Regions from separate parts of the Homo sapiens genome. Here regions 1, 2 and 4 are each linked to region 3. Evidence: chromatin contacts called from ENCODE Hi-C or POLR2A ChIA-PET data. All regions are on one chromosome and are shown on one strand. The core of a region is the stretch at or near the end of the contact, and the rest is flanking DNA. Distances in the headings are between cores, read along the strand shown. Region 1 holds the start of TRMT2B (tRNA methyltransferase 2B). Region 2 holds the start of PRPS1 (phosphoribosyl pyrophosphate synthetase 1). Region 3 holds the start of SLC25A53 (solute carrier family 25 member 53). Region 4 overlaps TSC22D3 (TSC22 domain family member 3).

Region 1 (6,902 bases), core at 1,171-3,670, 3.1 Mb after region 3:
ATCGCTCGAACCCGGGAGGCAGAGGTTGCAGTGAGCCGAGATCGCGCCACTGCACTCCAGCCTGGGTGACAGAGCGAGACTCCATCTCAAAAAAAAAAAAAGCCGGGCGTGGTGGCTCACGGCTGTAATCCCAGGACTTTTGGAAGCCGAGGCGGGTGGATCACGAGGTTGGGAGATCAAGACCATCCTGGCTAACACGGTGAAACGCCGTCACTACTAAAAATACAAAAAATTAGCCAGGCGTGGTGGCGGGCGCCTGTAGTCCCAGCTACTTGGGAGGCTGAGGCAGGAGAATGGCATGAACCCGGGAGGCGGAGCTTGCAACAGTGAGCCGAGATCGCGCCACTGCACTCCAGCCTGGGTGACAGAGCGAGACTCCACCTCAAAAAAAAAAAGTAAGAAATTACAGAAAGAATGTGGACGAACTCAGAGTATATACAAAAACAGGTTTTAGTGGCAAGATAGGTTATGGAAGAAAGGAAGAGACTTGGTTTGTGAAGGTGGCCTTGTCATGTAGAGGAAGCCTCCTTCCGAAAGAATAGCTGGTAAATGCTTCTTTTCAAACTTTTAAAGATGTCAGACTCTCAATCTCTCCTGGATCCAGGTAAGGCATAGAAATGGGAAGCTTGGCTGTATTCAAGGAGGTTCTCTACAGATGCAAATTTCCCCCATCTCAGTCCTCTGGTCCTGAGGCAGCCATTTCAAACATATGGCAAATACATTTATTTTGGGGTAAAATATTTTTATTTTCTTCAGAATGTATGAACACACAGTATATCAACTTATTTTGAATGATAATAGCTAACTTTGTGTACTTACTGTATTCTAAGCACTTTGTGTGTATTAACTCATTTAATCGTTGTCACAACCGTATGAGGTAGGTAAAATTATTGTGGACATTTTTTTTCAGATGATGAAACTGAAGCACTGAGTAATTAAATAACTTGCTCAGTGGACACAGCTTATCAGTGGCAGATCTGCTGGGGGTGGTGGCTTATGCCTGTAATCCCAGCACTTTGGGAGGCCGAGGCAGGCGGATCACCTGAGGTCAGGAGATCGAGACCAGCCTGACCGACGTGGTGAAACTCCATCTCTACTAAAAATACAAAAATTAGCTGGGCGTGATGGTGCACTCCTGTAATCCCAGCTACTCGGGAGGCTGAGGCAGGAGAATCGCTTGAACCTGGGAGGCGGAGGTTGCGGTGAGCCGAGATCACACCATTGCACTCTAGCCTGGGCAACAAGAGCAAAACTCTGTCTCAAAAAACAGAAAAATAGAAAATAAGTGGCAGATCTGGGCTTTGAATCCTATTCTGACTGACTCAATGTTTGCTGCTATTTGAAGTATTGGGCCTTGTTTAATTTACTACTGTACTCACTAAGGCTAACACATTGCCTTGCACATAATAGGCATGTTATGCTTTGAATAAATATTAATACATGAAATGTTGACTACAAAGTGTTTTCCACTTGAGCACAATTACTATTAAGCATAAAAATTAAATATCATTAAATGTACGTTCACTATTTTTTTTTTTTGAAACGGAGTTTCACTCTTTTTGCCCAGGCTGGAATGCAATGGCATGATCTCAGCTCACTGCAACCTCCACCACCTGGGTTCGAGTGACTCTCCTGCCTCAGCCTCCTGAGCAGCTGGGATTACAGGCGTGCGCCACCACGCCTAGCTAATTTTTGTATTTTTAGTAGAGATGGGGTTTCACCATGTTGGTCAGGCTGGTCTCGAACCCCTGACCTCAGGTGATCCTTCCGCCTCGGCCTCCCAAACTGCTGGGATTACAGGCGTGAGCCACTGCACCCACCTCGGTAGGTTCACTTTGCTGTAAATTTTACTCTATTAAAGCAACAATATTTTACAGCACACAGATGTGTGTATACTTCAAGTTTTCTTACTCGTGGCTGGGCTAATGACTCCTCTAAAAATTAGAGGTATTACTGAATGTAGTCCAGGAGGTAGTGAATCAACCAAAAAGAGACATCTGTCCTCTTTTTGAGTTCTGTAGTTGAAGAAAAAGATTATTTCTGAGGGTTTAGGATTTAATAGTCTTGAGTGGGATCCAGTGAAGAAACTATAAAGTATTTTTCTGATGCAGTGTTAAAAGAGAATGAATGCTTGAGAAACCCCACGGCCCAGAATAGATCTGGCTTTTACCAAAGGATGCCATTTCACGGAACCACCCTGTTTCTCATCTCCCAATCTTCCAACCCGTTAGGGATCTGATGTCTGCAATTCTATCATGAGAAAACTATTCCTTGAGTTGGAAGACTTAAACTGCAAGCACCCCTGGGATGGCTAACGCAGTTAACACTGCAGTGTGAACGTCTTCGTGAGTCTCTTATGTAGATCCACCAATGGGACGGTGAGGAAAGAGCAGGTGGTGGGCGGGGCCCCGGGGAGGGGAGGAGAGGAGAACTTAGAGAAGGAAGGCGGCGGGTGTCAGGGCTATGAGTGCTTTTAAGGAAGGTCTCCATAGAAGGTTCCCCCAGCAAAGTAGGGAGGGGTACTCCCCGAGAGGAGTCGAGGTGCCGGAGCCTGCTGCCTCGCCGACGCTGGGAGGAGCCCCGTGTCCCGCCGCGCTTGCCAAGGGTTGGCTGCGCGTGCGGCGGGAGTAGAGGCGCCTTGCGCACCAGGAAGTGACTGTTTCCCCGCCGCAGCAAACCAGGCCATCCGCTGGCCTTTTAGTTTGCCGCCTCAGGTTTGTAAGAGGATTTATTGGTTACGAAGGAAGGTAAGGTGGATAAATAGCCCGGAAAACCTGATTTAACCCTTGCTTTACAGAAAACTCCCTACTATGCCAAACTGTCCGCGGGGCGGGGAATGGAGGAGGCAGGCGGGGCTGGAGACGGGACCCGACGGTGACTGCGCAAGGTCGTGTACGGCCCAGCGTGGGCCTGTGCCCTAACTCCTCCCACTCCCTTACTTTCTGTCCTTCCCGGGCCCTGCAGACCGGCCAAGTTTAGTGGTAGCCTTTCCTAGTGTCTCCTCTTTGTTAACCCTTCCTACAGACACAGTGGGCAGAACTTGCCTAAAGAAGAAGGGAATGGAAGGGCTAGTGGAGTCTTGTTGGGGAGACAAGGACCTGACTGCCTGTGGGCTGCATTCGGGACACGACACAGCAGTCAACCCATTTGCTTGTTTGGTTTAGCAAGGAATAGTGTCTGGAGCCGGTCCAGCTGAAGGAAGGGTGAGCAGAGAGTGCAAGCAGGACCCTTGTCGGTGGGTGAACATTTTGCTCCAAAAGGGATCCTTGGCCCTGCGCAGGTGAGACCTACCACATAGTCTCTTTGATTTGAACCTCTCTGAGCACAGGAGAGTTAGCCTGCCTTCCTATTTGGGCTACTCTGGACTCCAGGACTCTTCCTGATCAATTCCTGAGGCAGGTATAGAACAGTCGAGCACGACTGCTCACACGCTTTTTTTTTTTTTTGCTGAGGAAAAAACTCCCAAGCATTTTTATTTTTTATTTGTTTGAGACGGAGTCTAGCTTTGTCACCCAGGCTGGAGTGCAGTGGTGCGATCTCGGCTCACTGCAACCTCCGCCTCCCGGGTTCAAGTGATTCTCCTGCCTCAGCCTCTGGAGTAGCTAGGATTACAGGCGCCTGCCACCACGCCCAGCTAATTTTTGTATTTTTAGTAGAGACTGGGTTTCACTCTGTTGGTCAGGCTGCTCTCGAACTCCTGACCTTGTGATCCGGCTGCCTCGGCCTCCCAAAGTGCTGGGATTACAAGCGAGAGCCACCGAGCCTGGCCCCCAAGCATTTATTTTTTATTTTTTATTTTTATTTTTGAGACAGAGTTTCACTCTTGTTGCCCAGGCTGGAGTGCAATGGTGTGATCTCGCCTCACCGCAACCTCTGCCTCCCAGGTTCAAGCGATTCTCCTGCCTCAGCCTCCCGAGTAGCTGGGATTACAGGCGTGCGCCACCACACCCGGCTAATTTTGTACTTTTAGTATAGACAGGGTTTCTCCATGTTGGTCAGGTTGGTCTCAAACTCCTGAGCTCAGGTGACCTGTCAGCCTCGGCCTCCCAAAGTGCTGGGATTGCAGGCGTGAGCCACCGCACCTGGCCCCAAGCACTTATTTAAAACAGGACAAAATATAAAAAGAAAATAGTCTCTTCTGTGAACAAATGTCTCCCCTGACATTAAGAAAGAAACAGAACTCACCTTGACTAGTATGAGTGTGCTGCCTTGAAAAAGAAATTTCACCACAGAAGTTACTAAATATGACAGGCTCTTTACCTAGAATGATGGCTGGTTGGCACCTTGAAATAATAAGGTCCTGTTTTAAACCATACTTGATAATTTGGAAGAGACCTAGATGGACAAGGACCCTCCTGCTGGGGTATAGGGCAAATGAACTACAGTCATGGCAGAGTCACCAGTGAGAGGACCCACACACTCACAAAAAAGTCTAAATGTCGTTGGGGTGGGAATAGCTATCTTCAAATTCCCCAGCTTCCTTGTCCCTCCTCTGCAAATCCTCAAATGGGCCTGCAGTTTCCTTCCTCCTGACTTTCCTGCTGACTGGAGGGACAGGACCCCTCTCCTGGATCAGCTCTACTCCCTTCCCCTGTAGTCTGGGCTTCAAGGCCACTGGCCTTCTCAGACCCACCATGTCATTCTTTATGTCTCTTGCCTCTTCATTCATTTCCTTTCTCTGGCTTTTGCCATCCTCCATATCGAATACGTACATTCTCACAGGCCACACACTTTTTTTTTTTTTTTTGAGAAGGAGTCTCTTGCCCAGGCTGGAGTGCAGTGGTATGATCTCGGTTCACTTTAACCTCTGCCCGGGTTCAAGCAATTCTCCTGCCTCAGCCTGCTGAGTAGCTGGGATTATAGGCGTGCGCCACCACACCCAGCTAATTTTGTATATTTTTGGTAGACAGGGTTTCACCGTGTTGGCCAGGCTGGTCTCGAACTCCTAACCTCAAGTGATCCACCCTCCTTGGCCTCCCAAAGTGCTGAGATTACAGGCCTGAGCCACCCCGCCTGGCTTTTTTTTTTTTTTTTTTTTTTTTTGGAGACAGGGTCTCCCTCCCGGGCTGGAATGCAATGGCACAATCATAGCTCACTGCAGCCTTCAACTGCTGGACTTGTGATCCTTCTGTCTCAGCCTCCTAAGTAGCTAGGACTACAGGTGTGTGCCACCACACCTGGCTAATTTTTAAAACTTTTTGTAGAGACCGGATCTCGCTATGTTGCCCAGACTGGTCTCAAACTCTTGGCCTTAAGCAATCCTCCTGCCTTGGTCTCCCAAAGTGCTGGGAGTTACAGTTGTAAGCCACTGCACCCGGCTGCCACACACTTTTGAGAGTATTAACAGGTAGTCCAGCACAGGCCATAACCTCACTACACTCCAGCAGGCACTCATGTAGAGGGTCAGAAAATTTATGTGTCTATGTGTGTGTATGTTGTTTTTTAAATTTCCCACAAACTGTACTCATCCTCACAGCACTTGCATGCATTGTTACATCTTGTCAGTTTTGCAGGTTGGAGATGTTGAGGCATGAAGAAACCAAGTGATATGCTTTGAATCAGAGCCTAAGAAAGAGCAGTGACACATGTTGAGCACTGGCTGTCTTAAGCACAGTCCTGAACATGTCATATATTTGAATGCTTTTAATTCTCACCAAAACTGTGAAAGATAGGTGTTCTCAGTCCTATTTGTATAGATGGTGACACTGAGATTCATAGCACTTAAGTATTAATATCTTACCTAAAACCGCATAGCTAGTGAGAAGTAGAGCTGGGATTAGAACATGGCTCCAGCCGAATGTGGTGGCTCATGCCTGTAATGCCAACACTTTGGGATGCTGAGGCAGGTGGATCACTTGAGGTCAGGAGTTCGAGACCAGGGTGGCCAACATGATGAGACCCCCGTCTCTACTAAAAATACAAAAATTAGTTGGGTGCAATGGGGGGTGCCTGTAATCCCAGCTACGCGGGAGGCTGAGGCAGGAGAATGGCTTGACACAGGCAGCGGAGGTTGCGGTGAGCCAAGAATGTGCCACTGCACTCCAGCCTGGGCGACAAAGTAAGACTGTTTTTTTTTTTTTGGTAACAAAGAACATGGCTTCAAAGCCTGTGTTCTTAACTGTACTGTCTTGTTGCTTCTTGATGGGGGTGGGTGTTGAGTGGAGAGTGCTATCATTAACACCTGAACTCTGGGCCAGCTTAAGTGTATATTCTGTAAAAAATTTGAAATCCCCCAAATGTCACATGCTATGACAGTCACTTTCTTTAGTACTTTGTAATCATACAAAATGGTGTATGGGCTAAATATTGCAGCACCTATGTCGTCATCCTCCATGTTGCTTATTGATCATGGAATGTTAATTTAGCAATAATTTTCTCTGTGTGTGTGTGTGTGTGTGTGTGTGTGTGTGTGTGTGTATGTGTATAAATGTAAAATTCTGAATTAGGCTATGACTTAACATTGGGATGAAATCCAAGGTAGAGCTTAAGGGCAAAATACAAATTTCACAGCAGGTTAACAGAATGTCAGGCCAAGTCCATTCAAGTGTCCCAAGTACTTAAAATAGGTGCTTATGGCTGGGCATGGTGGCTCATGCCTATAATTCCAGCACTTTGGGAGGCCGAGACAGGAGGATTGGTTGAGTCCAGGAGTTTGAGACCAGCCTGGAAAACATAGCGAGACCCCATCTCTGTTTTTTTTTTTTAAGATGGAGTCTCGCTCTGTCGCCCAGTTCTGCTCTGTTGCAATCTTGGCCTACTGCAATCTCTGCCTCCCAGGTTCAAGCAGTTCTCTTGCCTCAGCCTCCCGAGTAGTGGGATTACAGGTGCCTGCCACCATGCCCGGCTAATTTTAGTATTTTTAGTAGAGACGGGGTTTCACCATGTTGGCTAGGCTGGTCTCG
Region 2 (7,342 bases), core at 2,401-4,900, 3.5 Mb before region 3:
CCCAGAGCTGGGCAAGTTACTCTGCATCTTACTGTAGTTCTCTTCTCTGTAAAATAGGGATAGTAAGAGTTATTCCTCATAGCAGTTTTGAGGGGATTAAACACAATGTATACTAAATGCTTAGCATGGAAACTAGCACATCTTAGGCATTCACTATACATTAAATATTATAGCCGGGCACGGTAGCTCACACCTATAATCCCAGCACTTTGGGAGGCCAAGGTGTGGGGGATCACCTGAGGTCAGGAGTTTGAAACCAGCCTGGCCAACATGGTGAAACCCTGTCTCTACTAAAAATACAAAATATTAGCTGGGCGTGGTGGCACGTGCCTGTAATCCCAGCTACTCGGGAGGCTGAGGCAGGAGAACTGCTTGAACCTGGGTGGCGGAGGTTGCAGTGAGCTGAGATCGCACCACTGCACTCCTGGGCAGTAAGAGTGAAACTCCGTCTCAAAAAATAAATACATAAATAAATATTATTAATATTGTATTACTGCTGATGAGACAGATTTGTTCAACTTTTCTGGGGAATAATTTGGCAACAGGTATCAAAAGCCTGAAAAATGGTATCTACCCTTTAACTTAATAATTACCTTCCTAGGGATTTATTCTAAGGAAATAATCAGAAATGGTCAAAGATTTATGTTCATGGATTTTCATATAAAAGCATTAGATCAAAAACTGGAAATGTCCAATAAGAATTTGGTTATATAAAATTATGGCATAACCATAAGGTAAGACTATATAGCTATTTAAAATTACATGAACTAGCCCACCTCAGTGGTGCATGCCTGTATTCTCAACTACTTGAGAGGCAGAGGCAGGCAGATCACTTGAGCCCGCGAGTTTGAGGATGCAGTGTGCTATGATTGTGCCTGTGAGTAGCTATTGGACTCCAGCCTGGGCAACATAGTGAGACCTCATCTCTAAAAAATAAATTAAAATCTTTAATAATAAAAAAAGAAAATCATATATACTAAATATTAAAGGGAGAAACTGTTCAAAATATATTGCTAAGTGAAGAGAGCTATAAATGTATTAAACATTCTTGAAAAAGTGTATCTTACACAAATATCTGGGAGGTCAGAAATGATAATGTGACATTTATGTCAGGTGGCAGAATTAAGAGGCATATCTTCTCCCTTCCGTGTTCTAAATTTTCCACATTTTCTGCAATATTATCACCACCCCTTCTTGTCAACATTTACTGTTGTACTTATTATGTTTTGGACAAGATCCTAAGAACTTTACTTCTATCTCATTTAATCCTCATAACAACAGTATGGGTAGGTACTACTTTACAGATTAGATTATTGGGGCAAAGAAAGGTTAAGGATTCAGATCCAAGTTCTCTGATTTCAGCACTTTTAACACCCACCCCCTCCGTGTGTGTGTGTGTGTGTGTGTGTGTGTGTGTGTGTTTCCTAAATAACCAGACAGCCAAGGATGATCCTTATGTTAGAAGAAAAGCTACTCTGCTCAAGAGAGCATCAACCAAGAGTCACCTGGGGGAGCAGTTATAGGGAGCAGTTACCATTTCTTCAGTATAGGAAAAACAAAGATAGGGGGAACTCCATAAAAAAAAATGTGATTATGTTCAATGAAGATTTCAGAATATCTAGGAAACAAGAAGCTAATGATTAAGCCAGAAACAAGAAAATCTAACCAGTCAGCAATTATCCATGTTGGACTTAATAGAAATCAATCAGTAGAAAACTAAGTTGTCCTCCCCCTCTCCTCTCCCAATATAGCCTCAGGTTCTGGGGTGCTGCATTATGCAGAGGGCAGAAGGATTAACACAAGGAGAAAATAAAGCTTTCATGCCTTCACATTTTTCCTAGACGCATAGGAAAAGGATTAAATATCCACAGGGGCCAAAGAAAACCTCTAAATGAAAAACATTCTTGTCCCCTAACTATATTGCCAATCACAAAGTCTAGTCCTGTTTTGTATTCTTTATTAAGGCCCATGAGCCATAATGGTTTGGAAAAATCTAAAGACAGCAGTTTGTAAGCCTCTTTTAACTAAGGTATTGCCTGGTTACAGATGGCAATGTTTACACTATCATTTGCATCACAATCAGTAGCACAATAATTCGGGAAGAAGCTGTCCATTATCGGTGACATTACTTTATCAGCTGGGTCTAAAAGAGATAAGGCGAGTTAAACTTGGAAATCAGTCCAAAGAAAGCAAAAAAGTAAGCAAAAACATTTAGGAAAAAATATTCGAAATATTCTTATCTGATTATTAGGTGAAAACTTTCCCCTTAACAAATCTGTAAGATTGTGGGCAGGGCTCTGATTTAATCGATAGGGTAACAATAAAATACAAATTACACCTATCAGAAACTAAAGATCCCACACTTAGGTGGAAGGGGCACTGAAATAATCAGGTAACCAAGTCATCTCTAAAACAGTCCCATGGTGCCGGTAGAGGGTGTAAGTCGGAGTCGAGGAAGCAAGTTTTACTGGCAAGGCAATGGAAAAAACGCAAGTTGCAATGCACTGTCCAATCCTAGTCTTCCACTACATTGCCTGTCCTCAATTATCTTTAACATTCAGGTATAAAATTGTTTCCTAAATTCCCTACACAGAGCTTAAAGAAGGAGCCAAGTCCAGGATGGACTCGGTTACTGAAAAATACGCTTTTGCATTATCTGTACCACTAGCTGCACTGGGGAAGGTCAAACATTCCAGAATTGAGATTTCCAAGATTTTTTGGATGGCTCAAGCTGAGATGCTGGCTATCAAGGATGCAGAGTCAACGCATCACTTTAACAAATCAACTAGATTTATGGCTCCAATTACTCAGGTAGATGATTCATAAGATGAGAAAAGCCAACGCTTGCTGATCTAAGGGAAGTCGTAATAATTTTGGCGCCTGCAGTATATAATGTCAGTTTCCCTCAACACCAAGCCGAACGGACCAACACCATTTCGAATCAAAAAGCTGCTTATTGGACTCTAGGAAAAGAAAGACCAGGAGAGCTCAGTACGCAGGTAGGCTCTCTAAATGCAAGCTAGTCTAAGAGCTGAAGCAACCCAGTCCAGCCTGGGTGGCTCAACAGCAAAGCCAAGCCACGTGTCCCTACCGCCCTGGCTAAGCGTCGGTCCCCTCTCGTCGCTCTATGCAGCCACTATCTATTGGGTCCCCCAGCCCTTGCCCTCAAACGCAGAAGCTTCGCCTCACACTCCATCTTTTGACTCCACCCCACCGCACGGTAAGAATGAACGTGACCCTCCCGCGAGAGGTAAAATAACGGAAACAGCCCGTGGGGTAGGCTAGTCACAGAGCTGCACCCTCTCCCCCCAACCCCCAGTCTGTTTGAGCTCAAGCGGCGACCCCATCCCTCCTATACTCTGCCGCCTGGGCAGGTGAGGTCTAGTCAGGGTCCCAACTTGGTCCTTACCAGGTCTCCTGGTTGCTGAATTTCTTAGTCACCACCTTGCCTAGCTCCAGGCCCAGGCGGTCAGCAATTTTCTGAGATAAGTCCTGGTGGGAGCTGCCGCTGAAGATTTTGATATTCGGCATCCTGGCCAACTACCCTAAGCACTCCACTAAGCGATCACGGCTGCTGCAGAGACCGGAACCGAAGTCGGCCACAGACTCAATACCAAGCGCTTTGCGTTGCTACTCCGCCATCTTACATTCCCGCCCGGCGCGCGGCTCTAAATTACCCAAAGCGGCGGAGGTGGGGTCAGCGGCGAAGTCCACACCCCGCTGGCAACGATTAGCTAAGAGGGAGCGAAGGGCGGGGTTTGGTCCTCGGTGTAGCTCTGCCTCCTTCCGATTCTCTCAGGTATTGGGTGAAGAGCATGAACGGGGGCGAGACTAACCCATAGCCCGGCCCCCTGTAGCTAGGCTGTTGGGGACAGGAGACGTTGGACTGGGGGTGGAGGGATGCTGGTGACGTCTGAGGCCAGATCGTTCCCGCTAGCGGGAAATCAACCATGCCTGCTTTTTTATTTCCCCTCCCTCAGCGCAGGAAAGTAAGTCTGGCTCTGGTTTACAGTTTCCTTTAAGAAAATCTGTTTATCAGGATGACAGCCACGAGTTTGCATGTTTCTGAACACATTTTTTATCTCTTTATAAGGATGGGGCTGAATTAAAACACTTTTACATCACAGACGTGCATGCAAGGAGTTTGCTTGCCCATTGTAATTGCAGTGTCGCCTTTGCCTGCAAGACAGTTTACATGGGGGAAGTGACTGAAGGCATGCCACCTGAATCATCCAAGAGACACTGCAAGAGAAAGTTGTTTTGTTTCTAGTGCTGGAACCAAGTATGTTGAAACAAGTGAAGGAAGATGGATTTTCCAAACTATCTGGACAATAAAGATCTAACTTTTATAGCCCTCGGAAAGGAAAGAAAGTATAGTGTTCTATGGGACTTCAGATAAAGAGCCCTGAAGGGATTTGAAAAAACCTGGGTTTTAGTCCTGTCTGCCTCATGTAAGCCTCAATGTCATCAGCTACATGTTGCTAATGTGGCCTTTTACACCATGTTTTATTATTTTTATAGCGATACTTGTTAATTGGACCTAAGTGAGCCTTTATTCTTGCACCATGTTTCCATTAAGCATATTTTAAGCATGGGTTAGGAGAAGATAAAAATCATACAATTCTGGAATCAAAAGTGACCATAGTGCTCATAACTACCAAATGTAAAAATAGAAGGGACCTCAGAGATCATATAGTCGTTTTACATATGATAAAACTGAGATGGAGGTGGGAGAGGGATTTATCTAAGTGGCAAAGGCAGAAAATACTCAAAGCAGCATCCTGTCTTTGTCTTACTGCTATTTTCAGCAGTGTCCATGGAGGACTTCTCCTTCTGACCTTTTTTGCACTTTTACAAGCTCAGAAATTTAATGTAGGCCCATGTATATAGGAATACTTGGAGAAGGAAGTAAACTGCAAGGCAGAATATTAGTAGTCTTCCATCATAGGCCATTCATCAAATATTTACTGAGTGTTCTATTGCATGCAAGGCAGTGTGCAAGGCGTTGAGGGGACTACAAAGTATTTGCCCCAAGGGATTCGTTCATTCAATAAATATTTAGTGAACATTCTTTATGTGCTAGGCCCTGTGTATTGGCACAAGAATACATTAGTAAACAATTAAAAATACCCTGCTGTCATGGAGTTTACATTCTCAAACAATAAACATGTAAATAAGCAAAATGCATAGTATGTCAAATGGCAATAAGTGTTGTGGAAAAAAAAATCAGGCAAGGAAAGTGGGATAATGTGCCAGAGTGTAGAGGAGAGGAGTACAATTTTAAGTAGGGTGGTCAGAGAAGACCTGTCTTGGAAGGTAACATTTGGGCAAAGACCTGAAGGAGGAAAAAAAAAACAAAAAAATGAGCCATGTTGATATCTCGATAAGCAAAGAGAACAGAAAGGGCAAATACCCTAAGGCAGATGTATCTCGCTTGTTTGAGGAATACCAATGCGGGACGAGTGTTGTGTGGTGGAGGTGGAATGTATCTATAAGAGAAAAGGAGGAAAGTGAGGTCAATGAGATAAGAGTGATTGGAGGCCGGCCAGGCACGGTAGCTCACGCCTGTAATCCCAGCACTCAGGGTGGCCGAGGTGGGCGGATCACTTGAGCTCAGGAGTTCAAGACCAGCCTGGGCAACGTGGCGAAACCTCGTCTCTACAAAAAATACAAAAATTAGCCAGGCGTGGTGGTGGGCACCTGTAGTCCCACTGAGGCAAGAGAATCACTTGAACTTGGGAGGCAGAGGTTGCAGCAGTGAGCGGAGATCGCACCACTGCACTCCAGCCTGGGCGACAGAGTGAGATTCTGTCTAAACAAAACAAAACAAAACAGTGATTGGGGGACTCAGGTGGGCACGATGGCTCATGTCTGTAATCCCAGTACTTTGGGAGGCCGAGGCGGGCGGATCACTCGAGCTCAGGATTTGCAGACCAGCCTGGGCAACATGGCAAAACCTTATCTCTACAAAAAATACAAAAATTAGCTGGGCATGGTGGCAAGCACCTGTAGTCCCAGCTTCTGGGGAGGCTGAAATGAGAGGATCACTTGAGCCTGGGAGGCAGAGATTGCAGTAAGCCGAGATCGCGCCACTGCCCTCCAGCCTGGGTGACAGAGAGAGACCCTGTCTCCAAAAAAAAAAAAAAAAAGGGATTGTGGGGAGAGTGCTGATCATGCAGAACCTTATAGGTTATTTTAGGGGTTTTTGCTTTAACTGAGTAAGAATTTTTAGCAAAGAGTGACATAATCTAACTTCCCTTTTAAAAAGATCACCCCAGCTACTGAGAACAGAGTGTAGGAGGCAAGATAGGAAGCAGGAAGACCGATTAGGAGTTAACTTCCAAAGAAAGTTGATAAGACATTTATACAAATAATTACAAAGCACAGACAATGTAATACGCTACCATAGAGAAGCCTGTGCTTGGATAATGTGGAGGCTGCTGTAACAAGGAGACTCTAAAATATAGCGGCTTTAGTAAGACAAATTATTTCTCTCTTGCATAACAGGCTGGCTGGTCTAAGCCAGTGGGATGATTCTGCTCCATGCTAGGTCATGGACACATCCACATTCTAGCTCAGAGAAGAGGTCTAGGCAAGGGATTTCCTTTTAAGCAAGTGAGATGAAATTTATCCATCCCACTTTCTCTCACATCCCTTTGGCAAGAGCTCAGTCACAATTCGCACCTAACTGCAAGAAAGACTAGGAAATGTTTTGTTAGGTGGCCCTGTTCCCAGAAAGAAGAGAGAATGAATTTTGGGTATGCAACTAGAAGTCTCCCATAAGGCCCAAACAAAATGCTCTGCAGGTCCAGAGGTAGAAGATATCACCTCTGCATGGAGTATCCTGGGAAATATTTTTGGAGGTAGAAGCACATGAACTAGGCCTTGATTGATGAGTAGGGTTTTGACAGGCAATGATTGAGAGGAGGTGGATCTCCCAGGCAGGAAGAAAAGATGAGGAAGCAGAGAGAGGTTTTGAAGAAGAGAAAATAGTTTAGTTTTGCTGGAATATCAAGTACCATATTGGGACTTCATTCCGCAGGCAATAGGAAGCCATTGACTGTTCTGGAGTAAGAGCATGACACGATCATAACTGTGCTTTAGGTAAACTTTTCTGTGTGGGGTGAAGAATAGAGAAGAGATTGGAGGCAGGCAAACCAGATTGGGAGAGCAAGTTAGTAATGTCATTAACTATGCCAGTAGCTGTAGGGTTTAAGAAGAGGAATGATAAAGACATTGTGAATCTGAGATTCACTAATCTCAGATTAAATTAAAATTAAATTAATTAAATTAAAATCTCAGATTAAATTAAAAGGGGTCCTTTTAGAGATTATGGACCCCT
Region 3 (7,377 bases), core at 179-2,678:
GGGATGAGGTGAAGGCCCTGTACCTTTATCCCCAGTGGTCTTCAGTACTATAGGAAGTAATGGGGCCTGTGTGGCACAGTGGAGGGCAATGAGTGAGCTGGTTATGCCAATTCCTACTATAGTCACCTCCTTGGCTGCCAGCCTTCAAGGGAGAGATCTTTGCCTTAGTGGGTTCTGCCCTTCTGCTTCTGAAGAGAACCTAGTCTTTCTGTATGGGCATTCAGGCAATTCTTGGGGTGGGGAGTTGGGGGAGAGAGAGCACTTGAAAAGAATTTATGGTGGCCTTTTTCTCAGTGATATTTGAGAAATACCAAGACACATCTGAATGTATCTGAGTTTAAGTCTTGGCTCTATTTGTTATTAGCTCTGTGACCGTGGGCAAGTTATTGATTTATATGCAATCTGACTAATCTGAGTTTTCTTAGCTGCTTTAAGCAGACAAAGAGGACAGGAAAGGGTAATACACTTAAGAACCAGCAAAGGGCTATTGTGAGGATGAAGCAATAACAACAAAATGGGTTTAAAGCACTTATCATAGTGCGTGGTCCATAGAACTGCAAACGTTGGATTTTGCTTATTTTAGGACAGTACAAAGAGACTCTTTAATATACTCTTCTGACTCCAGCCAGAGTGGTAGTAATTTCCATATCAGCAGTCCCTAGAATCAGGTATTACAGCCTCAGCCTGGAGAGAACAGGGCAATCCCCTCTATCCCAGGTGAAATGATTATTATCATTTATTATTTATTAGCCAGAGGTCTTAGGTGAGATCAAATTCAATCATTATAATTTATATTTCAATATACTGCTTAACTTCATGATAGGCAATGTTCTAGGTGCTCCTCACATGTGAAATTTTAATATTTTTACTGCAACTCTGGAGGTAAGTACTATTATTATACCAATTCTACAGATGAAAAAGCCAAGGAATAGCATGCTTGAATCACTTGCCCAAGATGCCATGTTTAGATAGTGGTACAGTGGGGATTCGAACGCGGGAGCTCAGGTTTCAAAGTCTGTGCTCTTTACATATGCAGCTAAAGAGTCAGACAAGAACCAAAAGGAGATGGAGAATAGAGGGTAGAAAGGGCACAGGTTCAAGGTGAAAGGTCAGAAACTGCAAATTCGGAGTTTGGGTTGGTCTAGCAGCTTAAAGGCGTCATCATGAACTGTTCACCTAAGTAAGTTAAGCTCCTGTTTGAGAATGACTGATAAGCTTGCAAGCCAACTTACAAACAAACTGGGGAAATGTTCCAATAGATGACTAAGTCTTTTAGGTCTTTTTACCTGTGTTTTTCGGTCTCTATACCAGATTAGTCGCCTGGCTCTCCCAAACAGACCGGCCAACTGACGTAGTCGCGAAACGGTTAATGTCGAGGCGGGGGCGGGGGAGGCGGAAATAAAGAGAGCGGAAGCAAAGAGGATTGTGGGAGCTCCGTTGTGCGTCGCTTAAGTGAGGGCGGCGGATGGGCGAAGGTCCGGTGACTGCGACTGTCGCTGCTTTCTGAGGCCACAGGAAAGGGGCCGTCGGTCGCCGCCATGACAGCGAGCGAGGCGGAGGTTTGTAGCACTTCTTATGGGCTGAGGGCGTAGACACATCCTGCTTCCAGCCTAGCAGGCAAACGGGAACGGAAGTGATAGGGGATCAGAAGTTGCGAGGGGATGAGGAGTAGGGGAAACTGACAAGCGGACGGACCCGGCGGCGAGAATTGATGGCGTAGCTGTAGGATTAAGGGGCGTGTCAACTGTGTTGTGTGTGTTGACACTGAGATGTGTGAATCCCCTCATTATTTTTAGCTGGGGACAGGCGGGGTCTATGGGGGAGGGGGCGGACGGATGAATGGAGGATAAAATCAGGGCGAAAACGTGTTGTCTGCTGGGCACCAGTACATCTGAGTCACATCTCAGCAGGATGATTTTATTGGAAAGATCTAGGTCCCTGGTTTCAGATTCTGCTATTGATGCGTTGATTGATTTCCCTTACCAAAATACCAAGTACCTGCTCTGTGCTGGGTACTGCACTAGAGGCTCCGGATGAGGAAAGGAATTAGGCTTTTTCCTCGACATTTACAGCCTGCCGGTTGCTATCTGCATTTGGAGACAGGCTATTACAATACAAGGAGACAGAGATAGATCCTGTGTTATGAAAATCTATTGGGTGCCACCGAACTCATCTGGGAGTTGAGATCTGGGACGGCTCTTTGATGCGGTGATTTAACATATATTTTGAAGACAAAATAAGCAGGGCAAAAACGAAGTGCAATTTTCCTCCAAGCACCTTCCCTCCCTGTTGAGGTGAACTGGAGAACTGAGTAGCATTTAAGGCCCAAAATTAGTGTATTTCTTTTTTTTTTTCTTTCTTTCTTTCTTTTTTTTTTTTTTGATAAGGAGTCTCTCTACTTCTGTCGCCCAGGCTGGAATGCAGTGGCGTGATCTCCGCTCACTGCAACCTCCGTCTGCCGGGTTCAAGTGATTCTCCTGCCTCAGCCTCCCGGGTTGCTGGGATTAGAGGCACCCACCACCACTCCCGGCTAATTTTTATATTTTTATATTTTTAGTAGAGACGGGGTTTTACCATGTTGGCCAGGTTGGCCTCGAACTCCTGACCTCAAGTGATCCGCCTGCCTCGGCCTCCCAAAGTGCTGGTATTACAGGCATGAGCCACCGCGCCCGGTCCCCACAACTAGTTTATTTCTGGTAAGAGCATTTGCCCATCACAATGGGACTTCCAGGCGCCTCTGGAAGAATCAGTCTTACGTGAGTGCAAAGCCTGCAAGCTCTGGGTAGGACTACGATGGAGGTGCTAGTTACTTGGTTTTCCAGCAAACTCGGTTCACAGCAGGGAATTGTGCACCCACCAGAAATCCTAAGCAATATTTCTCTGAACAAGAAAAGAAGCCTCTTTGTTTACCAGAGAAACAACAGTATAGCAGTCTAAGTCAGTGGCTCTCAAACTTTCCTGTGAATCAGAATCAGATGGAGCGTTTCTTAAAACCAAGATTGCTAGGTCCCATCCACAGAGTTGCCCCTACAGTTGGTCAGGAGTGGACCCCCGAATTTACATTTCTAACTAGTTCCCAGGAGATGCTGATACTCCTGGACATGGGGCCATACTTGGAGAACTATAGGTCTAAACGGAGCTGACAATAAATTGGAAAGAATATCTCCTGGAATCTCTTAGAACCCGGGAGGCAGAGGTTGCAGTGAGCCAAGATTGCGCCACTGCACTCCAGCCTGGGCAACAGAGTGAGACTCTGTCTCAAAAAAAAAAAAAGAATATCTCCCCTAGGGAAGGCTAGGCACACTCCTAAACGTCAGGCATGTCTGAATTCAGACACAGTAGATATGAAATAAAATGGACTTATTTGACACTGCTTAGAAAATCTTTTTATTTTTATATTTGTATAATTTTATTGTATATTTACAAATTGTATACATTTATAGAGTTCAAAGTGGTATTTTATATATATACAATGTAGAATGATTAAATCAAGGTAAATAACATATTCATCACCTAAAATTTTATCTTTTTTTACACAAAAATGACTCAACATGGAATTTAATAGTTTTTTTGTGGTGCTAACATTTGAAATGTACTCTTAGCTCTTTTGGAATATGAAATTTTGAAATATCACCACCATTCTATTCTCTGTGTTTGTGGGTTCCATTGTTTTAGATTCCACATACAAGTGAGAACATGAAGTATTTGTCTTTCTGTGCCTGGCTTATTTCACTTAGCATAATGTTCTCCAGGCTCATCAATGGACAGATTTTCCTGATTTTTGAAGACTGAATAATATTTCATTGTGTATGTATAGCACATTTGCTTTATCTGTTCATCCACTGATGGACACTTAGGTTGATCCCATAACTTGGCTATTGTGATAAATCCTGCAATGAACATAAGAGTACAGATATCTCTTCGACATACTGATTTCAAATTCTTTGGATATATACCCAGAAGTGGGATTGCTGGATCATATAGTAATTCTATTTTTAGTTTTTTGAGGAACCTCCATACAGTTTTCCATAATGGCTGTACTAATTTATATTCCCACCAACAATGTATAGGGTTGCCTTTTCTCCATATCCTGGCCTGTTATCTTTCACCTTTTTGATAATAGCCATTCTGGAAGGTGTGAGATAATATATCATTGTGATTTTAATTTGCATGTCCCTAGCGATTAGTGATGTTGAGCATTTTTTCTTATGCCTGTTGGCCATTTGTGTGTCTTCATTTGAGAAATGTCTATTCGGGTCCTTTGTCCATTTGTTAATCAGGTTGTCTTTTTGCTACTTAGTCATTTGAGTCCCTTATATATTTTGGACATTAACACCTTATTAGAAGTAGGGCTTGCAAATATTTTCTCCCAATCTGTAGGCTGTCTCTCCCCTCTGTTAATTGTTTTCTTTGCTGTGCGGAAACATTTTAGTTCGATGTAATTCCATTTGTCTAGTTTTGCTTTTGTTATTTGAGCTTTTGGGGTCAAACCCCAAAATTCATTGCCCAGACCAGTGTCCTGTAGTTTCTTCCCTAGGTTTTCTTCTTGTAGTGTTATGGTCTCAGGTCATATATTTAAGTCTTTAATAAAATGGATGTGTTTTTGTTGTTTGTATGTTTTGGATGGTCGAGCAAAGGTCATCTTCCTGAACTAAACAAAGCAAATTGTTTTTCTCCATTGTACTTGTCACAGTGACTTATACCATAAATTGTTTAAAAACACAAAGTAGCAGTTTTCTATTCAAATCCCTTGCTGATTTTTATATATTCAAGTAGTTGTTTACAGTGGAGTTCACACCTCCACTGTATCAACAACGAAAAATGAAGTGTTCCTAATTTCTGGTAATAAATTATGTTTGAGGTTAAAAATTAAAAAGACAATGTGACAAGCTAATTGACAGACAAAGATTAGTATAAGAAGTCAGAATTGGTAGGTAGTTCCACCCCCACCAATAAAACTCTCCCTTTAGAAGAAATACAGTTATTCACTGCATAGTGGCATTTTGGTCAACGATGGACCACATATATTATGGTAGTCCCAGAAGATTATAATGGAGCATATATAGAAACCTGATATACAGCACTTGATATTGGCATTGCAGATCAGTTGCGGTAATGATTGATGTTCATTATTGGTACTGGAACATTTTGTTTTCCATATGAGAAAAAAAAAATATATATATATATATACACACACTCTAGGTTTGTGTAAGTACAGTCTATGATGTTCTCACAATGAAATTGCCTAACGATGGATTTCTCAGAATATATTCCTGTTGCTATGCAAGGTGTGACTGAAATCATTTTATTTACTCTAGAACACAGAATCAGAAATCTCATTTTGTTACAGCTTAATTTGAAGCCTTCCTTTAGGGGGTGGCCCTAAACAGACTCCTGGAGGGTGGCAGTCCACAGTTATACCTCCCGTTCAAACCCCCTCCCATGACCCTGAAAAAGGCTAGGACACATTTTCAGAAATTTCACTAATCATTCTAGACTCTTGTCAATGCTTCATCCCAAATCTCGCTAGGCCAGTTACAAAACAAAATAAATGAAACCCCAAACCAAACACTCAGACACACATAAAAAGACAACCAAAAAGTCCATACAAACTGGCCTGAGTCTATTGTGAGTCTTTGTAGGGGCCAGCAAGGTGCTAGAATGGCCAGTGCCTTGGATGTTTCAGAAATCTGTTCTCAGGCTGGGCGCGGTGGCTCACGCCTGTAATCCCAGCACTTTAGGAGGCCGAGGCAGGTGGATCACCTGAGGTCAGGAGTTCAAGACCAGCCTGGTCAACATGGTGAAACCCTGTCTCTACTAAAAATACAAAAATTAGCTGGACGTGGTGGCAGGTGCCTGTAATCCCAGGTACTCAGGAGGCTGAGGCAGGAGAATCGCTTGAACCTGGGAGGCAGAGGTTGCAGTGAGCCGAGATCGCGCCATTGTACTCCAGCCTGGGCGGCAAGAGCGAACCAAGAAAATGTGGCACATATACACCATGGAATACTATGCAGCCATAAAAAATGATGAGTTCATGTCCTTTGTAGGGACATGGATGAAGCTGGAAACCATCATTCTCAGCAAACTATTGCAAGGACAAAAAACCAAACACCGCATGTTCTCACTCACAGGTGGGAATTGAACATTGAGAACATATGGACACAGGAAGGGGAACATCACACACCAGAGCCTGTCATGGGGTGGGGGGAGGGGGGAGGGATAGCATTAGGAGATATACCTAATGCTAAATGACGAGTTAATGGGTGCAGCACACCAACATGGCACATGTATACATATGTAACAAACCTGCACGTTGTGCACATGTACCCTAAAACTTAAAGTATAATAAAAAACAACACGAAACAAAAAAAACAGAAAAGAAATCTGTTCTCTATCATGTCCATATTCCAAAGGAGTCAGCGAGACAACCACATATGACTCCTGAAAATTAATCAACTTTTGCACGTGATTGGTGAGCCTCTCACTTAATGCTTGTGCACTTACCCTGCACCTCCACAGTAGTCCTCATCTGTCTAAATCCACACCTAGTCTTACAGGTAGTGTTATTTTCCGTGAAATGTGAGGAGATAAAACAAACTTATGTAAGTTTGAACTCTGTAGCTCCATTTCCTAAATGATGCCTGAGTAGTAATGATTTAATTTTGTTGCATGAACATTCAGTATCTCAGGGACCCTGAGAGTGGACAGATGGTTGTGAAGGAGAATTTTGGGCTATGGGTGTCAAAGCAGCAAACGCGATTACTCCAGAATTCAAGTTCAGATGGGATTGTTCCCAGTCCATATTTTCTGTGTGCTACAGCTGATTCCTTAAACTAAACTTTAAATCAATATGTGTCTCTGACCTGAAGTGGGGTGGGGATTCTGGTCTGGCACTGAACTACTAGGTTATGGAGGTCGGTTTTTTCTTTGGAATGGTTTTTCTGAGGGTAAGAGTCCTTGCATCAAGTGAGTGAGAACTGTAAAGGAGAGGAGGAAAAGGGTAATGATAATGTCACGTTTTTGCTTTGCAAAATAAGATTAGGAGAAAAATGAAGAACACACTAGGAGGAGGAGGAGGAGGTGGCAGAAATAGGATTGTGAATCTGGGATCTGCAACTGAGATGTCCTATGCCTACCTATTGCTTTTCCCAAAGCAGAGGCTTAAGCACCCTGTGTGTGAAGCCAGATTTCCTTTAGGTCCTGTGACTGTGCTGGGGACAGGGCAGCTGTTGCCATTGTTATTGGAATAACCTTTCTGCACTTGATAAGGTGATAAGGAGGAAACCTGGGGGACCAGATCTCATATACACATATATTTAAGATATATATATATAACTTTAGGGGCATTTTAATAGCTTCTGGCAGTCTAAGGATTTA
Region 4 (6,472 bases), core at 1,535-4,034, 3.6 Mb before region 3:
AGCTGGTGGAGAAGAACTCCCAGCTAGAGCGTGAGAACACCCTGTTGAAGACCCTGGCAAGCCCAGAGCAGCTGGAGAAGTTCCAGTCCTGTCTGAGCCCTGAAGAGCCAGCTCCCGAATCCCCACAAGTGCCCGAGGCCCCTGGTGGTTCTGCGGTGTAAGTGGCTCTGTCCTCAGGGTGGGCAGAGCCACTAAACTTGTTTTACCTAGTTCTTTCCAGTTTGTTTTTGGCTCCCCAAGCATCATCTCACGAGGAGAACTTTACACCTAGCACAGCTGGTGCCAAGAGATGTCCTAAGGACATGGCCACCTGGGTCCACTCCAGCGACAGACCCCTGACAAGAGCAGGTCTCTGGAGGCTGAGTTGCATGGGGCCTAGTAACACCAAGCCAGTGAGCCTCTAATGCTACTGCGCCCTGGGGGCTCCCAGGGCCTGGGCAACTTAGCTGCAACTGGCAAAGGAGAAGGGTAGTTTGAGGTGTGACACCAGTTTGCTCCAGAAAGTTTAAGGGGTCTGTTTCTCATCTCCATGGACATCTTCAACAGCTTCACCTGACAACGACTGTTCCTATGAAGAAGCCACTTGTGTTTTAAGCAGAGGCAACCTCTCTCTTCTCCTCTGTTTCGTGAAGGCAGGGGACACAGATGGGAGAGATTGAGCCAAGTCAGCCTTCTGTTGGTTAATATGGTATAATGCATGGCTTTGTGCACAGCCCAGTGTGGGATTACAGCTTTGGGATGACCGCTTACAAAGTTCTGTTTGGTTAGTATTGGCATAGTTTTTCTATATAGCCATAAATGCGTATATATACCCATAGGGCTAGATCTGTATCTTAGTGTAGCGATGTATACATATACACATCCACCTACATGTTGAAGGGCCTAACCAGCCTTGGGAGTATTGACTGGTCCCTTACCTCTTATGGCTAAGTCTTTGACTGTGTTCATTTACCAAGTTGACCCAGTTTGTCTTTTAGGTTAAGTAAGACTCGAGAGTAAAGGCAAGGAGGGGGGCCAGCCTCTGAATGCGGCCACGGATGCCTTGCTGCTGCAACCCTTTCCCCAGCTGTCCACTGAAACGTGAAGTCCTGTTTTGAATGCCAAACCCACCATTCACTGGTGCTGACTACATAGAATGGGGTTGAGAGAAGATCAGTTTGGGCTTCACAGTGTCATTTGAAAACGTTTTTTGTTTTGTTTTGTAATTATTGTGGAAAACTTTCAAGTGAACAGAAGGATGGTGTCCTACTGTGGATGAGGGATGAACAAGGGGATGGCTTTGATCCAATGGAGCCTGGGAGGTGTGCCCAGAAAGCTTGTCTGTAGCGGGTTTTGTGAGAGTGAACACTTTCCACTTTTTGACACCTTATCCTGATGTATGGTTCCAGGATTTGGATTTTGATTTTCCAAATGTAGCTTGAAATTTCAATAAACTTTGCTCTGTTTTTCTAAAAATAAACTTGGTGTCTGACTGAGTATAAATGGACTGGGTGGGAGAGGCCCCTCACCCAGTAGGGGCTGTTTTGCTGACCCCCTGAATATCCCTTGAGCACCCTGTCAGTGCCAGGCCTATGCTGCAGCCGTGATCTCGTGTCATCTGCACAATACTCATATGAAGGACATGCTGTTTGCCCTCACTGTCTGGATAAAGAAACTGAGACTCAGCGAGTTTAAGTGACTTGCCCAAAGTCACATGGCTATTACGGGAATTAGGACTCAAGCCCAGATCCTTCCTCCCTCTCCTGCTCCGCTTTCATATGAGAGCTTCGGAGTGAGTGGCAAGGTGACTCATAACACACAACTGTAGCTTGAGGGGGTGATTTGGGAGGAAAGATACCCCGAGGAAGGCCCAAAAGAAACAGGCAGGGTATACATAGGAGGGAGCGAGAAGAGCGGAACCAAATCAACAGGCGTGGGCCTCTTCTGTCTTCTGAAAACATCACTGGGCTCACTTAATGCATTCTCCTTAATACCAATCCACATGTGACACTTGACTTGGCAAAGGAGCTAAGAAGGCTCTAGTAAGAGAAGGAGGGAGAATGTATGAGGTAGCAAAACCACCCCCCTTTCCTTTGCTCTTCCCCTTACTTCCAGCCAAGGAAAGATATCCTCAGTCCCTGCTGAAAGTTCTCAGGGACACTGCTGAAAGTTCTCTCACCAAACCCACCAACCACGTGGGTAGGGCCAAGTCTAAGGCTCCTGGCTCCAGATTCCTTCCTCCACCTCTCTTTGGGGTTCATTATCACCCATCACCCTTTCCCAGCTCCATGTCCCCAGCATCCAGAGACCTAGCATTTCTCTGATTGGTTGTTGATGAGTGCTTAGTGTCTCCTTTACCACGCCCTAACCTGAACTTCCTCTGGACCCTGAGCTGTGTTCTAAGCCCACTATGTTCCCAAGGGAAACGATCACCTCTCTTCAAGTGACTCCATTCCATCTCAGCTTCTGGTAGCATATATACCTATCCTTTTCCCACTTGAAATTGGGGAAACAGAACTCCTTGATTTTCCTGAGCCACAAACCTCAGGGTGACCAAGATATCTTGCCCCCCGCCCCTTACATCAACCACTGCCTAAATGTAATCAAAATGACATGCTTCTTCCTCTGTAAAGGTCATACATGTTGACATTTTGGGTTTTTTTTTTTGGTTTTTTTTTTTGAGACAGGGTCTCACTCTTGTTGCCCAGGCTGGAATGCAGTGGGGCCATCAAAGCTCACTGCAGTCTCAACTCCCTGGGCTCAGATGATCCTCACCTCAGCCTCCTGAGTAGCTGGGGCTACAGGTGTGCACCACCACTCCTGAATATATATATTTTTTTGTATTTTTAGTAGAGATGGAGGTTTCGCCATGTTGCCCAGGCTGGTCTCGAGCTCCTGGACTCAAGCAACCTGCCTCCTTGGCCCTCCAGAGTGCAGGGATTATAGGCATGCGCCACTGCACCCAGCTGACCTGTTCTTTTCTAATCACCAAAACCCTTCAGAACATTGCAAACTCCTGCTTGCTGGCCTCTCAAATCCCAATTTCCCCACCTGCTCCCAACCTTGCTATTCATAATGCCAGGTTCATTGTCTATACCTGCCAACTGGTTCATGGCATGCAGATTCCACAGCTGCTGGTACAGATACAAACTTCAAACGAGTGCATTCAAAGCCCCCTGGCAGCCATTCCTCACCCTGACCAGCTCTCCCAGTCCCCACTTACTCCCAAATCCCCACCTTTCAAAATTAGCTCAGAGACTTTGTGGCTATTTGGTTCATCTTCTGTAGACTTCCCATGCCAGACTTGCAGCTGAATGAGAAAAAGCAGATGAAAAAAGGAAACCTAGAAAATAGCCCAACAACGCCCCAAACCTCTCTGGTCATCAAGCCTTTCTCTACAAGAAAGGGGAAAAAACTGGCCCCACAGTCACATAGTGGTAAAGAGAGAACAACTTTGTTTCCTAGGCAACGCTGACTAAACAGAGACAAACACTGCAACTTCTGAGGCCACAGCAGTTACTAGGCTAGATAAGAGGAAGTTTGTAGATGTTTCTTAGTCACATACAGGAGCTGCTTTCTGTTGTTGTTTCTCCACAGAAAAGTGACTAAGGGTGGAGGAAGGCAAAAGAACACGTTGCTCCTGGAAAGACTTCCATGGGTTTTAGGCTTCTGGGCTCAGCTGGTCCAGCTGGACCCAGAACGAGGAAAATAATAATGAGGCTTGAAGGAGTATGCATCCCCTGCCTGCTTTTGCCACCTCTGCATGTGCCCTCCCATCTATTCTCTCATCTCATCCTCATGGAGGCTTCCCAGCATAGCAGCAAGGATCACAAGAGCACTGCTCCCTGGCCCCGCTTCCGAGTACAAAACATTCTGTTTCCTGCCCTTAGAAAAAGAGGCAGTTATGATTTACCTCCATTTGACAGACGAGAAAACTGAGAGCCAGAGAACTTAGTGCTACTCCCATGGCTCCCACATGTCCCATGGGGCAGTGGTTCCCAACCTTAGTGACAATAAGGGCCCTTTTTTTATGTCAAAAATATTCTCAAACCTCCCCCAACTCTATAGTACTTGAACTTTTGGTATTCATTGAGAGAGAAAGAGAGACTCGGGTGGGCGGGGCCGGGGGGGGGGCGGCAGGACACATAATTACAAACACTGGCTGTGAATTCAGTGGGCCTTAAAGGAATTAATTATATTCACTACAAAATCAAAGACATGGATTTGAAAGCTAAAACAACAATGCATATATTAATTAGCTAGATTGAGCCATTCCACAATGTGTATATATTTCAAAACATCACAAATGCATACAATTTTAGTTGTGTCTGTCAATTTAAAGAAAAAGTAGACTAGAACAGAAATGTGGGTGATGGGTTATTTCCAGACAAGGACTGCTTGGGACACAAAGTGTGAGGCTTTCAAGCTGGGGATGGCCACAGAGGAGGGTGTTCCAGGAGGGCTCCGACAAGGAAGCCAGGGGCAGGGCCTCTGGGACCTGGAGTATCAGCAGAAGGACTCCAGAAAGACCATAGGAAAAAAGGTGCATGATCCACTGTCCTTTAAGGTATTGTGAAGTTGGCTGGGTGCAGTGGCTCACGCCTGCAATCCCAGCACTTTGGGAGGCCAAGGCGGGCAGATCACCTGAGGTCAGGAGTTCGAGACCAGCCTGGCCAACATGGTGAAACCCTATCTCTACTAAAAATACAAAATTAGCTGAGTGTGGTGGCGCATGCCTGTAATCCCAGCTACTCGGGAGGCTGAGGCAGGAGAATTGCTTGAACCCAGGAGGCGGAGGTTGCAGTGAGTCAAGATCACACCATTGCACTCCAACCTGGGCAACAAGAGCGAAACTCCGTCTTAAAAAAAAAAATGATAAAATTATTGCAAAGTTGCCCTCACATCATCCACATCATCAATCCTATTTATGCTGGAAAATCTTGCTTTCAACTCTCAGCACCTCTCCTCCTAGTTGGTTAGAAATTAATGGACATAATTACAGCTTTGTAGACGGCCCAGTTCCTCAGGTTATCTCATGTACAGGAGCTTGTTGAAACCCAAACACTTAATACTTAACCGCCTCCACAAGATCAGGCAAGGTTTAACAGAGAACTCGATCAGTTAGGTATTCCAAGCAGACATGGTTTCCAGAGATGAGCTGGCTGAAAGAGGAGGTGATCATACTAATTACTAATAATAGCTAACACTTACATGGCACTTACTTTACGCTAGAAACCGTCATAAGACTTTTTACATCTGTTGACTCTTAATCCTGTCCACAGACATATGAGGTATGCCCTATTGAGATCACCATTCTACACATGAGAACATGAAAACACTACGGCACAGAGAGGTTAAGCAACTTGCCCAAAGTCATACAGCTGGTGAATGGCAAAGCCCACATTGGGGGGAGGCAAGATTAATGCACTGAGAAGCAGGATAGAGAATCTGAACAGTTTTCATAATTCCTCCAACGTAACCAGAAGTGTTCCAGGGCTCATGGTGGGAAGGGGGAAATAGAAGAAAGACCACCCCAAACTAGCAGAGGGACTAACACAAGGAAAATAAATGACTAATGAGCACGGGAGGGGTGGCAGTGAACAGAGAAGAAGGTAAGCGGGAGGGTGGGAGGCTCACTTGGCTGGCTCCCAGCCAAGTGACTTTAGATAGAATCTAAGAGGTCTCAGGGAGCCATGGTAGGCTTCTGAGCAGGGAAGTGATGTGATGCAAAAGATATTTGTAGAAGATGGGTCCTGGCAGCTGGAGAGGCTGGAATAGGGAAAGGCTAGTGATGGGCCAGCTGTTGCTGTAATCCAGGTGTGAGGTGATGAGGGCCAGCTGGGGCAGGGATAGGGGTAGTAGAAGGAAGAGGAAGGGACAAAGCCAAAAGACACTGAGAGGCAGTATTTATTTCTCCAAGTGCAGTCTGCAGTCCACCCACATCAGGTTTGTTGGGAAGTTTAAAATGTGGATTCCATGCTCCACCCCTACACCAAAGAGCCGAGTAGGACTGGGGAATTGATAACTCTTAACAAATCCCTCTTGGTGCTGGAGTATGGGAAAGTTTGAGGAATCTCCACTAGGTGAAAAATCAGAATTACTTGGTGGCAAAGTAAGCTGGGGAGAAGACAGCAAGGTAGCCACAAGTCAAGGATGACATGAGTTTTGGGTTTGGGTTTTTGTTTTTGTTTTTTTTAATTGTGGTGAAATAGACATAACATAGAATTTACCATTTTCACCCATTACAAATGTACAGTCCAATGCCATTAATTATGGTCACATTGTTGTGTAACCATCACCACCATCCTTCTCAAGAACTTTGTCATCATCCCAAACTGGCACTGTATACCCATTAAACACTAACCACCCCCCAACCCCATTTCCTTCTCCCCCAGCCTCTGGTGACATGGAAGTTTTGAGTCGGGAGGATTGGTGGACTATGGAAGCACTGAAAGAAACAGGGGGTAGGAAAAGGCTGTAGCTTTGCATAGGG

The links. A loop is a pair of places that touch in the nucleus more often than their neighbours do. ChIA-PET counts read pairs that join two places held with the same protein, here RNA polymerase II (POLR2A). Pooled maps may share reads with other maps.
Region 1: a pooled map shows a loop between it and region 3 (12-fold over the local background). The contact joins the promoter of TRMT2B here to the promoter of SLC25A53 in region 3. A Hi-C loop is called at or near these places in 7 of 50 pooled maps.
Region 2: a loop to region 3 is called in a pooled map, with 14 times the contacts of the local background. The contact joins the promoter of PRPS1 here to the promoter of SLC25A53 in region 3. A Hi-C loop is called at or near these places in 7 of 50 pooled maps.
Region 4: a loop to region 3 is called in a pooled map, with 5 times the contacts of the local background. The contact joins the enhancer-like site here to the promoter of SLC25A53 in region 3. A Hi-C loop is called at or near these places in 1 of 37 single-sample maps with no recorded cell type and 3 of 50 pooled maps. POLR2A ChIA-PET finds 5 or more read pairs at or near these places in 1 of 52 experiments (OCI-LY7).

Annotation. Positions count from the first base shown.
Region 1 is chrX:101,047,629-101,054,530 of GRCh38, reverse strand. It overlaps TRMT2B (tRNA methyltransferase 2B), which reads left to right and starts at 2,420. Exons shown (of 14, transcript NM_024917.6): 1 at 2,420-2,714; 2 at 2,798-3,280.
Region 2 is chrX:107,624,818-107,632,159 of GRCh38, reverse strand. PRPS1 (phosphoribosyl pyrophosphate synthetase 1) reads right to left here and starts at 3,650. Exons shown (of 7, transcript NM_002764.4): 1 at 3,410-3,650. The coding sequence starts at 3,531. RefSeq lists a silencer at 3,763-3,812.
Region 3 is chrX:104,151,060-104,158,436 of GRCh38, reverse strand. It overlaps SLC25A53 (solute carrier family 25 member 53), which reads left to right and starts at 1,428. Exons shown (of 2, transcript NM_001012755.5): 1 at 1,428-1,559. It also overlaps a transcript of FAM199X not described here. RefSeq lists an enhancer at 1,355-1,654.
Region 4 is chrX:107,708,208-107,714,679 of GRCh38, reverse strand. TSC22D3 (TSC22 domain family member 3) reads left to right here. Exons shown (of 3, transcript NM_198057.3): 3 at 1-1,459. The coding sequence ends at 161. Among named protein-coding and RNA genes, the nearest start is that of TSC22D3, 64 kb to the left of the region's middle. Within about 2 kb of position 2,784, at least 26 of the 41 ENCODE cell types and tissues checked have a DNase peak (open chromatin) inside an H3K27ac peak, as active enhancers do; they include OCI-LY7, where a contact is called at or near this core.